Regions from separate parts of the Homo sapiens genome. Here region 1 is linked to region 2. Evidence: chromatin loops called from intact Hi-C (ENCODE). Cell type or tissue: CD4-positive, alpha-beta T cell. All regions are shown on one strand.

Region 1 (8,000 bases), 670 kb before region 2:
AGACAGAGTTTCACCATGTTGGCCAGGATGGTCTCGATCTCCTGACCTCGTGATCTGCCTGCCTCAGCCTCCCAAAGTGCTAGGATTACAGGCGTGAGCCACCATGCCCGGCTAAGAGTTTTTGTATAAATTATTCAGTGCTCTTATCCCCATTATTTGACACCTGGAAGCCTCAGTAAATATTTTGTTGGATGTATGAATTGTTTAAGAATGTCACTCTACATCTTGTATATGGCAGTGAGTCCTGAAAGGGCTGAAGGTGTCACGTCAACTTTGTGAGCAGTTTTGCCAGTTTCACCATTAACCCTCTCTCTTATAAAATGATGCCTTGAATTTCAATGAGGCCCGGAATACATATTGCCCACGTTAGGCTGCTAACACCACAGGATTAAGCCCAAGAAAAGAGTGGGCAGAAAGGAGATAGCCTTCAAAATAGCTACATTGTAAGGGTCAATGGGGCAATTACCATTAGGACAGACAGAGGAAAAACCCTAAAGCTTTAATGAGGCATAGTTTCTAACAAAAGGGCATACTTTTATATGACTGCAAGTGGCTTTACAGAAATCAGTAATATAAACCTTCATTTAAAACAATATTGTTTGGGAAAACTAAAATCTAAAGTTGATATTTGAACAAAAATAATCTTCTGTGTTTGGGATTTTTAAAAATAGCCAAGTTGCAATTCATTAGGAGCAACATAACACAACATTGTTTAAGACAGTTTAAGAGTGTGAACCATTCAAAACTCAGTTGTGAATGCTTTCTACACCAAGAAAGAGAAATTATGTGGGAATTATGTCCAAATGCTGGTTTTATACAGAAATGGTTAGGAGAATTGTCTTTGATTATGAATAACCACAAATGTAGTTCCCACCTCTACTAATTTTACTTTGTCACTATAACAAATCATCACAAAGTTGGTGGCTTAAAAGAGCACAAACTTATTGTCTTACTGGAGTGCAGAAGTTTGACAGGTATCTCGCTGGGCTAAAATCAAGGTGTTGTCAGGGCTGTGTGTCTTTCTGGAGGCTCCAAAGGAGAATCCCTTTTCTTACTATTTCCTTCTTCCAGAGGCTGCCCAGATCCCTTGGTTCATATCCTCCTTCCTCCATCCGCAAAGCCAGCTCCATGGCGTCTCTCTGACCTGCTTTTGTCACCGCAGCTCTTCCTCTGACTCCCTCATCCACTTTTAATACTCTTGTGATTATATTGGGCCCACTTGGATAATCTCTAATTTAAGGTCCATTGATTAGTGACCTTTATTCCCCTTTGCCATGTAACATAACATATTCAAAGGTTTGGGGATTACGACATGGATATTGTAAGGGGACCATTATTCAGTCTGCCACATCACTCATATTTGAGTTACCTGGGCTTTTTTTAATAGAGTCCAAATTTGAGGTTAAAGAGGTTAGCAAGTTGAAAGACATCAGGAATGCACACAATTAACCTGGACAGTCCTAAATATACCCCTATGGCCCCTACTGCATTTTGAGTACAGCCTTGCTGCACTACAGCATGGTTTCCAAAATATGGTGAAATGTTTATCATATTATACATAGTAGAGCACACTGGGCAGCTAATTAGTAAATGATAAGACTGGGCCCTACCTAGACAAACATTACCGGTTCAGCATAATTCAAGGTATGTCCCAAAGGCTAGTCAAGACAAAAATATGATCCCTGTTAGCCTGCAACAGTGCTGAAATTCCCACTAGACTAATTTATTGGGTTAAGGCATTGGATTCTCAGAAAACATGTTGGAATGTGGTTGTGTTACTTGAAAAAGTTAGGCAGGGCTCGGTGGCTCACGCCTGTAATCCAGCACTTTGGGAGGCCAAGGCAGGTGGATCACGAGGTCAGGAGTTCAGGACCAGCCTGGCCAAGATGGCGAAACCCCGTCTCTACTAAAAATACAAAAATTAGCCAGGTGTGGTGGCAGGTGCCTGTAATCCCAGCTACTTGGGAGCCTGAGGCAGAGAATTGCTTGAACCCGGTAGGGGGAGGTTGCAGTGAGCGGAGATCGCACCACTGCACTCCAGCCTAGACAACCGAGCGAGACTCCATCTCAAAAAAAAAAAAAAAAAAAACACTAACCCATTCATATCCATTAGGAGAAACTAAGCCCAACAGAAATTAGCTTTGTGATATTTTAGGCATTAGGCAAACTGGTGAGGCATTTTGATAAACTCCAAGCCCCTGAAGTTGATCCTTCATTCATGACATCACTACTGCTGAAAGATGGTATACGGGCTCTTTTCCTTCACCCTCATCCAAGACTCAGCCCCTGGTGCCTCAAATTTCTCCCTCCACAATTAATCCCCTGCATGAGGCACTGTGCCCATCCTGTGATCCTCTTTACAATGCAAATATTCCTGAAAGGATGCCACATTCATCTACAGTCCCAGGGCAGCTGTTCTTAACTCGAGTGGAGTGGAAGAATACCAAAATCATCTGGGAAATTTCTGTAAACTAGATCTTCAGAAACTATATTGGAATATGTTTGATACATCTAACTTTTTTAAAGAGTTCCAAAGATAGATGTCAGAAATTTTTACACAAAATATCGTAGCTTGCATTATCATCCAAAGAGAGATTTGGGTTTAAGAAAGCATTTATCATCAGTTCAACTTCTGGAAATAATAAAGAGATATAGAACCAAGAGCAATTTCACTTGAAAAGTAAGGAGAATGACAAAGGAGAATTTAGACTGCTGCTTTGAATATTTGTGCAAAGGCGTATAAATTCCTTCAATATAATATGTTTCACATATATTCACATGCAATCACTAATCAATGTTATTTACTTTTGCGCTATTTGAAAAATCTACAGGCCGGGCATGGTGACTCATTCCTGCAATCCCAGCACTTTGGGAGGCTGAGGTGGACAGATAGCTTGAGCCCAGGAGTTTGAGACAAGCCTGGGCAACATAGCAAGACCTCCCTCTATAAAAAATAAATAGTTAGCTGGGCATGGTGGCATGCACCTGTAGTTCCAGCTACTCGGGAGGCTGAGGAGAGAGGATCACTTGAGATGAGGAGAGGTTCCAGTAAGCAGTGATCGTACCATGGCACTCCAGCCTGGGCAACAGAACAAGATTCTGTCTCAAAAAAAATTTTTTTTTAATTTAAAAATCAGCATTCCAGTGTAAGATGGCCAAAAACTCCAAAACAATTTTTCAGTTTCACGTTTCTGTTCTAGGCAAGCAGCCTGTTTTTGAGCATAGGGTAGTAGCTCACTCTATATGGAACCAAGTTTGTATCACCTCTTATTCCAAGTAAATTGACTCCTAATACTTACTCTTCATGGATACGTAGGAAGCATACTTTGCTCTAACACAGGAATTCTATTTCTTCTGGCTGTCTCATTTAGTTAAAACTTGATATTTAAAATTAGCTTTATTCAGCAGCCAGCAGATGGAGCTATTGAAAAATGTTGACATCTCCATTCTTTTTTATGAAATAAAACTGGTTTAGAGATACACTTTAATTTTTTGCTGTGTAAATAATCTGCCCATTATAGAGAAATCTGGAACTGCAGTTAAGATTAAAAAGAAAAAAAGATCACTCATAATTATGCCACCAGAAAAATTTACTTATAATGCTTTGATATGTATCAGTCCAGAACATATTATATTCATATATTTAGATTTAGATTTGTTTTACAAAACATAATGTTTTATAATATAAAATTTGCTCCTAAAGGCATAGAAATCTCCAAGGATAATATTAAAATACTTGCAACTGTACAGGACAGGCAAGGACCAATGACAACAGATACTGGCTGTAGCTTGAATAGGACCACATATGCTGCCTGCTGTGTGAAGCATTAACTCTTCAATTAATGGATGATGGGCAAGGTCTTGGGGGCAGCAGGGAAGGGTTTGGGTGCCCAAGGAGGAAGGGGTAGGTTCAGGGAACCAACTGTATAGCAACCTTATAGAAGTGTTTCATTATTTTTAACATCCAATACAGCCACAATAATAAATACCAGGTGAACTATCAGCTCTAGAAATCTCTGGAAGAATATACAAGTTTACACAAAGGTAGAGGACTTCTAGATGGGAATCTAGGTGACTTGGGAACAAAGGTGAGAAAGAAATCTGTCACTGTAATACCTTTGATACTATGAGCATGCATTTAATATTTTAAAAATAAGTTTTAAATAAAATATCATAAATAACTTTCTGGTGAATAAATACACATTGATATTATTATTTTAGTGGCTATGTAATACTATTTTATTGTGTAGTTATGCTATGACTTATTTAATGAACCCCTATTGTTGAGTAGTTCAATAATGAATTATAACACACAAAATATATTTAAATCCATGACTCATAATATAGCTTAAAACTAAAAACATTCGGCCAGGCACGGTGGCTCATGCCTGTAATCCCAGCACTTTGGGAGGCCAAGGCGGGTGGATCATGAGGTCAGGAGATCCAGACCATCCTGGCCAACATGGTGAAACCCCGTCTCTACTAAAAAAATACAAAAATTAGCTGGGCATGATGGCACATGCCTGTAGTCCCAGCTACTCAGGAAGCTGAGGTAGGAGAATTACTTGAACCCGGGAGGTGGAGGATGCAGTGAGCCGAGATCACGCCACTGCACTCCAGCCTGGAGACAGAGCGAGACTTCGTCTCAATAAATAAATAAATAAATAAAATAAAAAGAAAAACAATCACTGTTGGAGGTTGCTAATGAACCATTTCATTATTTTTAAAACTGACAAATAAAGGAAAGAATCAATCATTTATCCTGCCTGCTCTGTACAGACTGTACCAGTGGAAAATCAAATAGTAATCTGTGAACAGAAGTAGTCCAGCTAACAAATGAAGAAGGAATGTAAAAAGTAGAATATTATTATTTTTAAAACCCTAATGAAAATAACTGATCCAGACATTGAACGTAAGTACCTGCTGGCATCACAAAGAGAGAGAATAAAGCATTAGATGTTCACTGACAGAGGAATACACCAGCACCTATGTAGTCATCTTGCCATAAAAATCTAACCTGAATATGAAAGAGCCTCTAGATACAAGTATCAATTTACAAGAAATACATAGGAACATGTTTTGGTTTTTCACACAAATAAATTCCAAGGAAGAAATAAATGAGGGATGGAGGAGAAACCTAAATATTAAAAGAGATTAACCAATCAGTCAGTTGCAATGTGTGTACCTATTTGGACCCTGAGTCAAAAAAATAAACTGTTAAAAAATAAATTGTGACATTTATAAGACATTTGGAAATTTGAACACTGGTTATTTAATGATATTAAAGAATTATTGTTTGTTTTTTGCAATAGTAGTACAATAGGTATGTTGAAAAATTTACTGAATACAAAGTCTTCTGTTTCTTGATCTAGCTATTAGTTACTCAGTGTGCTCAGTTTGTGAAAGTTTAGAGAGCACCACATTTTCTATATGAACATTATAATTCAGTATAAATTTGAAAATATAAATGCAAATGATAAACATGGCATATATAATTTTTTTAGAAAAAAAGAAATGAAGTGATATAATATCTAGGATTTACTTCAACATAATATAGAAAGGGAAAAAAGGTATATATGAAAAGGTATATATAAAAAAAGGGTATATATGAAACAAGATTTACCATGAGTTGATAATTGTTGAAGCTGGGTGATTGTAGTAGTTCATTCTCATGCTGCTAATAAAGACATACCTGAGACTGGTTAACTTACAAAGGAAAGAGTTTTAATTGACTTACAGTTCGGTATGGTTAAGGAGGCCTCAGGAAACTTACAATCATTATGGAAGGGGAAATAAACACATCCTTCTTCACATGGTGGCAGCAAGGAGAAGTGCCAAACAAAAGGGGGAAAAGCCCCTTATGAAAACATCAAATCTCATGAGAACTCACTCACTAGCAAAAGAACAGCAGCAAAAGGGTAACTGCCCCCATGATTGAATTATCACTCACCAGGTCCCTCCCACAATACATGGGGATTATGGGAACTACAATTCAAGATGAGATTTGGGTGGGGACATAGCCAAACCATATCATTCCATCCCTGGCCCTTCCTAAATCTCGTCCTCACATTTCAAAACACAATCATGCCTTCCCAACAGTCCACCAAAGTCTTTACTCATTCTGGCATTAACCCAAAAGTCCAAGTCCAAAGACTTGTCTGAGACAAGGGAAGTCCCTTCTGCCTATGAGCCTGTAAAATCAAAAGCAAGTTAGTTACTTTCTAGATACAATGGGGGTACAGGCATTGGGTAAATATGCTTGCTCCAAATGGAAGAAACTGGCCAAAACAAAGAGGCTATAGGCCCAATGCAAGTCCAAAATTCAATAGGGAGTCGTTAAATTTTAAAGTTTTAAAATGATCTCCTTTGACTCCATGTCTCACATCAAGGTCACAGTGATGCAAGAAGTGCACTCCCACGGCCTTGGGCAGCTCTGCCCCTGTGAATTTTCAAGGTACAGCCCCCCTCCAGGCTGCTTTCACAGGCTGGTGGTGAGTGTCTGTGGCTTTTCCAGGCACAAGGTGCAAGCTGTCAGTGGATCTACCATTCTGGGGTCTGGAGGATGGTAGCCCTCTTCTCACAGCTCTACTAGGCAGTTCTCCAGTGGGGACTCTGTGTGGGGGCTCCAACCCCACATTTCCCTTCCACACTACCCTAGCAGAGGTTCTCCATGAGGGCCCCACCCCTGCAACAGACTTCTGCCTGGATACCCAGGTGCTTCCATACATCCTCTGAAATCTAGGCAGAGGTTCCCAAACCTCAATTCTGGTCTTCTGCATACCTGCAGGCCCAACACCATGTGGAAGCTGACAAGGCTCGGGGCTTGCACCTCCTGAAGCAATGGCCTGAGCTGTACCTGGGCCTCTTTTAGCCATGGCTCGAGCTGCAGCAACTGGGACACAGGCTGCACAGAGCAGTGGGGCCCTGGACCCAGCCCAGGAAACCATTTTTCCCTCATTGGCCTCCAGGCCTGTGATGGGAGGGGCTGCTCTGAAGTTCTCTGACATGCCCTGGAGACATTTTCCCCAATATCTTAGTGATTAACATTTGGCTCCTTATTACTTATGCAAATTTATGCAACAGACTTGAATTTCTCCCCAGAAAATGGGTTTTTCTTTTATATTGCATTGTCAGACTGCAAATTTTCCAAACTTTTATGCTCTGCTTCCTTTTGAATGCTTTGCCACTTAGAAATTCCTTCCACCAGATACCCTAAATCATCTCTCCCAAGTTCAAAGTTCCACAGCTTTCTAGGGCAGGGGCAAAATGCCAACAGTCTCTTTGCTAAAGCATAACAAGAGTCACCTTTGTTCCAGGTCCCAACAAATTCCTTATCTCCATCTGAGACCACCTCAACCTGGACTTTATATCACTATCAGCATTTTGGTCAAAGCCCTTTAACAAGTCTCTAGGAAGTTCCAAAGTTTCCCACATCTTCCCTGTCTTCCAAGCCCTCCAAATCTCTAGGAAGTTCCAACTTTCCCACATTTTCCTGGCTTCTTCTGAGCCCTGTAAACTGTTCCAACCTCTGCCTGTTACCCAGTTCCAAAGTCACTTCCACATTTTTGGGTACCTTTACAGCAGCGCCCCACTCCCGGTACAAATTTACTGTATTAGTCCATTTTCACACTGCTAATAAAGGCATACCTAAGACAGGGTAATTTGTAAAGGAAAGAGGTTTAATTGACTCACTGCTCAGCATAACTGTGGCGGTCTCAGGAAACTTACAATCATGGTAGAAAGAGAAGCAAACACATCTTTCTTCACATGGTGGCAGCAAGAAGTGCCGAGCAAAAGTAGGGAAAGCCCCTTATAAAACCATCAGATCTCATGAGAACTCACTCACTAGCATGAGAACAGCAACATAGGGGTAACTACCCCCATGATTCAATGACCTCCCACCGGGTCCCTCCAATGACACGTGGGGATTATGAGAACTACAATTCAAGATGAGATTTGGGTGGGAACACAGCCAGAACATATCAGTGATAGACACAGGA
Region 2 (8,000 bases):
TTATATATAGCCTGTTGGACACATGTGGCCCATCTGAGTTCTTTGAAAACATTTTTTAACCTAATTACCTAAATACTTTAAATGACAGGCCAAATGGAGCTTCACCATCTGTCCCTCATAGCACTGTGAAATTCACTGTCACCGGGTGTCACCCAGATAGGCAGGGAGCAATTTGTAACTATTATTGAAGCTTCATGTAATTAATTACTTAATTTTAAGCTGATCAAGTTTAATTCCACTAACATTACATCATGAAACTGGGGGAGCTACAAAATGTAATTGAAAGGAAAAAAATAGATATGAAAAAATTATGGGCAGACTTTTTCCCTGAGGCAGCCCAGAACTTGGAGAACTGTAGCAGTCATGCTAACGCATATTGAGATGAAATAATGTGGGCTGGGCAAGGTTGTTTCATTACAACCAAATCAGCAGTATTAAGAAAGAATCTGTCAGCAGAGGTCAAAAGGATTGAGAGAGGCAAAACTAGTCACTGTGTCCACATAAACAGAGGAGAGAGCACCAAATCTGGGGACTTGAGTCATCTGGCTACCCACACCTGGATTTATGTTCCCATGGCCCACAACTGAAAAGAAAAAGAAAAAAAAAAAGAAAGGGAGGAAGGAAGGAGGGAAGGAAGAAAGACACACCCCTGCAGTTCTGTTCATTTTATGATTTTGCTTTGTGGTTTTGGGATAACCACCTTATAACCAAAAAGCTCCATCTGTCAAGACTGGGCATAGATTTTTAACTTCCTATATTAACCATAAATAAATCTGTGTTGACATTTATAGAGATTTAGAATGTCTACCATCTTAACTTATGATGCTCATCACTTAATGATCTTTATGACCTGCCTCATGATAATGAAAAAACTGAACTAGGGATTGGTTAAATGCAATATATCTGTCTAGACAGTGGAAATCTATTCTGGCTCCCCAAAATGATGGTGTAGATCAGTGACTGGAATATGAGCATTCAGATGCTTGTGAAAATACAAATTCCAGAGCCATAACCCTGGAGATTCTGAATCTGCAGATCCAGCCTGGGCCCTAGGAATCTGCATTTTGGCAAGCATTCCCCAGGGGGATTTTTATGCAGCAAGTTTGTTGATAGGAATGATCATTTAAGATCAATACTTACTAACATGGAAATGTGGAGATTATTAAATGAGAAAACACTGGCTATAAAAGTGTGTATAGTCTAATCTCAGTTTAAAAATACCTAGATAGGTAGATACATAGCAAAACAGATAAACATAGAGGTGGACAGAAAGTGTTTGGAAGGATAGGCACTAAGGTAATACCAATAAACTGTTGTAGGATTACAATGTTTTTCAAAAAGTATTTTTCTTATATGTATTTTATAATTTTCTACAATACATTTACACTGATCTTGGACTAATAAATAGATAATTACATTAAAAAAGAAATATTTACTGACTTCCCAATGTGCATTGAGCATTAGGACTACAAAGTGGAATCAGGCCATGATTCTACCTTGAGAACCTCAGTCCCTAGAGGGAAACAGACAATTTCCCAGTGTACAGGGCACAGCATCGAAAGATCTGTGGCATCCACCTGGATGCAGCGCTGTGAGAAGGCTGAGGACTTGAACCCTCGCTCTCCCTGAGGCCGCCCAGCCATAGCACTGGACATTACAGCAGCACTCTCATCTGGCTGGACCAGAGCTGGGAAAGGCTGGAACAAATACTGGTCATATTGGGGATGAGGAATGATTTCCCCTCTGAAAGGCTGTTTTTGTTTTTGTTTTCTGGTAAAAGAACACAAAGAAAACAACCAGAAAACCCAAACCAATACACACCACAACATGAAAGACAAAGAAATAACATAAAAACAATGCCCTTTACAATGCGAGATGGGACCTCCCTGTGGAAAGATGAAAAGCAGATGCTTGATATATTGCTGCACATGCATTTGTGTCATCTCTCCCTTTCTGGCCATGGTTATTCTGCTATAATTTGTTTTCTGCTGAATTAGATCCTACCCCATCCTTCAAGCTCAGCTAGTTCCTTCCATTTCGCCAGTCTCCCCTAACCCTTCAGTCACATAGCATCCCCATCCTTTAAACACATAGTATTTTATCTGATACACATTTGCAAATTTCATGTCTGGTATGTGTGATTTATATCTTAGATTACGTAAGTTGTCTTGTGAATTTTTTGTGGTTTTGGGGTTTGATTTTTTGTTTTGAGACAGGGTCTCGCTCTGTCACCCAGGCTGGAGTCTAGCGGCACGATCACTGCTCACTATAGCCTTGAACACATGAACTCAGGCAATCCTCCTGCCTTAGCCTCCCAAGTAGCTAGGACTACAGGCACACACCACCACACCTGGCTGCTTTTAAAATTTTTGTGGAGACAGGGTCCTGTTATGTTGCTTAGGCTGCTCTTGAATTCCTGGCCTCAAGGAACCCTCTTACCTCCTGAAGTGCTGGGATTACAGGCATGAGCCACCACACCCAGCATGTGAATATTTGGTCACTAAGAGCAATTTTAGGCACATACATATTAAGCATTCTATACACACTTTTCAGTAAATTATGTTGAACAAAAATACCTCTGATTTTTAAGACAGCTTAACACTAGAAAATAAACCTTCTAGCTACACTAAAATGGTTGCTTATTATTAATAAATGCCAATTTAATTTTCTAACTTTTTTCAGCACTTCAAATTTTTGCAGCACTGCCACTTTATCCTGATACATTCATATGTTTTATTTTAAATTCAACAGTAGACAAATACTGATCAAATGCCCAAATTCTGTGGTTCTAAAAGTTTAGAAATAATTCACTTCCTCTATTATTCATTTCTAGCAGACTAGAACTACTAAACATTTTAACACACGTGACTGTCTCTTGGGAGAGGACAAAGTCACAATCTAAGAATAATAATGTGTTTTCCTTAAAAAAAAAAAGTCTAAGAGGAGGACTATTGTTAGAATTTCTTTTCTAAAATTCAGCATGGGAATAAAAGACCTGCTTTTGAGAAGATGCTGACTGTAATGATAAATAATAATAAATGTTTGACTCAAATCATAAAGCTATATCGTATAACTTCAAATAAATGTCTTCAAGACAAGGTAGTGTATTATTTTAAAAGCTTTAATTTTTTAATAGCAAAGCTAAGAGAAAAGCAGAGGCACATTATAACATTACTCTAGCGCCCTCTGGTGTCCCACGTGCAGCACACCTTTTTTAGTTCATCATTTGCTGTTTCTATAGCTATTTGCAAAGGAGCATTTTGGGAAACGACTAATGTGTCTGGAGAGGAATGCCTCATTAAAGAAAACCAAATATGTGAATCATACAACATCTTACAACCAAATGATTTGCTAATTATGCCCATACATACTGTTTACCTCACTCTGGGGAGCTGGAGTTGGCATTACGCTTATTAAAGCCACACAGGTAAGCGGAGTTGATTAAACATGAGGGCTTGAAAAGGAAATATCTGTAATACTAGCCAATGTTTGCTTCGTAGAAAATTTCCATGGGAAGCTACAGGTGATGTGATAAAAGCTGGATGTTTAGTGGATACCTATCATTATTAAACCTGTTTTGGTTTAAAAACATTGCAAAATTTAGATGAGTGAAAATTAATTGTCACAAGTGATGTTAGTCTTTGTGGGTCAGAAATGCAAATATGCCCCTTTAAAACGCACACACTTAAAACTGACTCCATATTGAAAAGTCAACTTAACCTGAAATATTAAAATAATAACTGCAACTTGTAAATATTATAAAACAAAGGATAAGAGCATGTAAATTATAAGTAGGCATAAAGGAAAAACAAAAACCCAAATAACTCCACTCTAATATGAGTACCAATCTCTGAAAGAAATATACCCAAATGTTAACAGAGTTTGTATTAAAGTAATAGAATTGTGTCTAACTTTTTACTTATGCTAACTTCACCTATTTCCTTTTGATTCTCTCTTCATCATCTAACCCCAAATCCCAAGTGCTAGAAGCAGCTGTCCTCATTTCTGGCTACTGTTGTCCTGTCTTTTTCATTGTCACAGCTGAGAAATTGACAATTTATGTAATCCAGTTCATCTGCTTAGCAACAGGAAGGGTGGGGCTCAAAACAGAGGAAAACTACCCAGTAGCATTTGCAATTGTGAAATGAGAAAGGAAGAATGGGGAATTGGCTAAAGGTCATGTAAGTTATCTCTGAGGGGCTGAAAAAAGAGATCAAACTATTTTCAATTCTAAATCTCAAAAGGATAAGTCAGAAGAAATGTTCTATATTCTTCTTAGACCTCTATAATTACAGTCTTAAGATTGCCACGTGATTGAAATGCCATAAATAGTGCTTCACTGACAAATAAATACAAAGTTATTTGCTCCTGAATCTCTAAATGTGTCAATTTTGGGCTTGGCCTCCGAAATTGCCTTAGGGAAACAGTGTATCTTAGCTGAGAGTCAGATAATCCCATGCAAATAGGAGTTTCAGCCAGGTGAGAACCCATAATACAGCTACTCTGAGCACGAATCGCACTCCTTGTCCTGCTGTACTTCCCATTTTATCTTGCATCAGTAAAAAGGAGGAAAGAATGGGAAAAGAACTGGAGTATCACTGGAGCAGTTCTTAGTACTCCAAGCTTTCCATCTTTGTCAGAACCTACTTAGAGTTTGGGCTACAGTCTCATCGCATGAATGAGGACCCAGCAGTGGTAAGAGCATAAGGGTCATGTCACCAAGTTGCATTAAACTGCCATGTATCTCATCAGAAATTTATCAGATTTACAGTGCCATCATGTCTCTTCTTTATGGCGGGCTTGATCACAAATTCAGAAGAAAGGAGTTTCACTGAAACGAATCGGCCAAATGATGTGTTTCAGTTTTATTTTCTCGGTTAGTCCTTAGAAATTTGGCTAAATCAGCCAAGACCTCACCATAAAATAAAAGAGAAAATGTCGCTTATTTCCCATTTAACAGATTTTCCTGCTGCTTAAATTGGTTTATTCATTTGTTCAAAATGTGTTTTTTGAGCACCTACTACGTGCAGTGTTCCAAGCACTGAGGTTATTGTGGTGAATAAGACCACAGGACCCCTGCTCTCATAAGCTGATAATATGATTATGTGTGAGCACGCACACACAAACTAAAAAGGAAAAATTAATAGATGCATAAGAAAATGTCGAATAGTACAACAAATACATCACAGAGAATTAAGGCATAGTAACATGACAGAGAGTCACTGTTTTATTAGGCTGGTGCAAAAATAATGGCAAACCTGCAATTACTTTTGCACCAACCTAATAGGCTGGGTGTCAGGGAGACGTCTATGAGGACAGAATGAGGCTGAGACATGAATGTTAAGAAGAATCTAGCCACGCACATATTAGGTTTAAGAGCATCCAGCCCAGAAACAACACATGCAAAGGCTCTATGGTAGGAACATGCTTGGTGTGTTACAAAAATAAAAAGTAAACTGTTTGGTTGGGGTGTAAAAAGGGAAGAGCGATGCAAAATGATATTGGAGAACTAGACAGGGTCCAGATGATGTAGGGGCTTCATAAACCAGGCAGAGTCTGGATTTCATTGCAAATGAGATAGGAGGCCATAGGGGTATTATAAACGGGGAGGAGAGTGTGACACATTATTATTATTATTTTAAAAGATCATTGCTGTGTGAAGAAGTGACTGAAGGGAGACAAGAATAGGAGGAGGGAGACAAACCTGGGAGGCTCTTACAATAGGCAAGGGCGAGAGCAAACAGTGATTAGGACTGGAGTGTTGATAATGGAAATGGAAAGGATTAGATAGATTGGGATCTGTTTGGGAGACAGGTTTGATAGGACAGACTGAATGCAGAGTGTGAAAATAAGAAAATAATCAAGAATAAGCCTTAGTTTTTTTGTCTGGATGTTGGATGTTGGTGCTACCTACAGAAATGGGAAACCTGGGGGAGGAACAGGTATGTGATAGAGAATCAACTTTTATTTTGGCCAGGTTAAACCTGCAGTGTCTCCAAGATGTCCAAACAGAAGCATTTAGGACTTGAGTTGAATATTTTGGGGAGAGGCCAGGGCCAGATATATAGATTTGGGTATTACTAGCACATGGAATTGGAGGAGATGACCTCAAATATAATGAAGAGGAGGGGTATTGGGACCCAGTGTCTTGGGGCTTTCAGTATTTAGTGGTTGGGCAAGGGAGGAGAAGCTATCAGAGAAGATAGGAAAGAAAAAGCCAGTGGAGTATAAAGAAATCAGGTGTATGGTACCCAGAGAACAACTGGGGAAAGTAGGGAGGTCAATGGAGTTAGTTACTACCAGAGATGCCTTAGTAAGGTATGAAGAGAAGGGTGACCAGGGAGATGGACAATATCACTAGATTAAAAGGAGGAAGGTGTCTGCGTAGAAGCCGGGCAACTGAAATTCAGTCCAACACCATGAATACCCACGGTACATACTTTACATACATAATCTCCCTTTCGTAAGTTCTAAAATATCTTTTCACTATTTACAGCTCATGTCTTTTTTATTTCTATAACCAAGCCACCTAAACATGCACTTAAATATTTCTAACCTTATGAGCACATGTTGTGATACAGACATTCAAACTTGGCTTTATGAATAATATTCTTTGCCTTGCGCTTTCTTTCCTACTTTTTCTCACATTATTCAAAATCAAGGGCAATCAATGCACAAAAATATTCAAATCAATTAATTGTTACCCTTTGTAGAAAACACTTGCTCCTGATAAGAAACATGAAACCATTGGCTAAAATAAAGTTTGGTGATTGTCTCTGGGTTTCAATGATTTGAATGATAAATTACTCCCCCGTTGCTGCAGGAAAACAGGATTAACTTTGTGAAGATTTGCAATTGAAACTTAACGTTGGAAAAGGCACTGTTTCACCCCAAAATTCTTATTATTTCTTTTATGTAGACAATTTTCTTTAGATATTGGACAATCTCCACGTTCGAAGCCAGGGAAATTTGCATTTTGTGTAGCCACTGAGTTGCGTAGCTGGTGGTAGCTCCCTTTCTGCCCCGGAACACGAGAAGAAAGACAGGCAGGCTGCGTTGTTATTGTTATTGCTATTGCGACCATTTAAATTTTCCCACGACAGCTACATTCTAGTACTTTGCAAGCAGCAATAATACATCTATTCACCGTTTTCAGTGCTGAGGGAGGGGAGCAACATTCCCAACCGCCGTGACTGACAGTCATGCAGAGCTGCCAAATTTGAGCAGGAGGAGAACAGAGATGAGAATTCAGTTTTTGACAGAGAAATAAGTTAGTTAATAGAGCTCATCTCAGAGCAAATAATAAAAAACTTGACACCTGGCTAAGAAATGAATCAGAAGACTTTCTAATGTTTTTCTTTATTGCTCTGGATGAAAAGCCTTAAAAACACACACACACTTGTTTTGAAAGCTTACTCTAAAAGCACCCTTTACTTACACAGTATTTTAAAATCTCATTATTAAGTAAGTGTAGAGTAAAATCAGGTGTATCCTGCATTTCCTCAGCTGGCATTTTCTTTTCTTTTCTTTTCTTTTTTTTGAGTCAGGGTCTAGCTCTGCTGCCCATGCTAAAGTGCAGTGGTACAATCATAGCTCACTGTAACCTTGAACTCCTGGGCTCAAGCCATCCTCTGGCCTCAGCCTCCCGAGCAGCTGGAACTACAGTCACCACACCTGGCCCTCAGCTGACATTGTGTAATGCTACCAGGAATTCCATGTAACTGATATTCTTAGGCCTTGAGGCAATTGAAGATTCCAACAAAAAAAAAATAATGAAACCTCACATTTACATGAAGCTTTACAATTTACAAAATATTTTAATACATATGGTTTCAGTGAACACTGAAATCCGCTTTGGGAGGTGGCCATCACGCTCATTCCACAGATGTGAACACTGAGGCTCAGGGAAGCTGGACGGTGTGCCTGAGGCCCATGATTATGAACAGTGCTGGAATTCAAAGCCAGACTCTCTGACTCTGACTCTACTGTTTTTTAGCACC

Evidence for each region. Peaks named below come from ENCODE experiments on the same cell type or tissue, not always from the same donor. Only the 100,000 strongest peaks of a DNase experiment are listed, where the experiment ranks them.
Region 1: a loop joins it to region 2, with 7 times the contacts of the local background. A loop is called at or near these places in 20 of 110 quality-filtered maps.

Annotation. Positions count from the first base shown.
Region 1 is chr13:32,576,798-32,584,797 of GRCh38, reverse strand. No RefSeq gene overlaps it. Among named protein-coding and RNA genes, the nearest start is that of PDS5B-DT, 5.6 kb to the left of the region's middle. In CD4-positive, alpha-beta T cell, CTCF peaks have their summits at 3,264 and 3,464 (motif pointing right); a DNase peak (open chromatin) is centred at 3,417.
Region 2 is chr13:31,905,275-31,913,274 of GRCh38, reverse strand. It overlaps the pseudogene EEF1DP3. Among named protein-coding and RNA genes, the nearest start is that of FRY-AS1, 120 kb to the left of the region's middle. In CD4-positive, alpha-beta T cell, CTCF peaks have their summits at 2,985 and 3,187 (motif pointing left); a DNase peak (open chromatin) is centred at 3,194.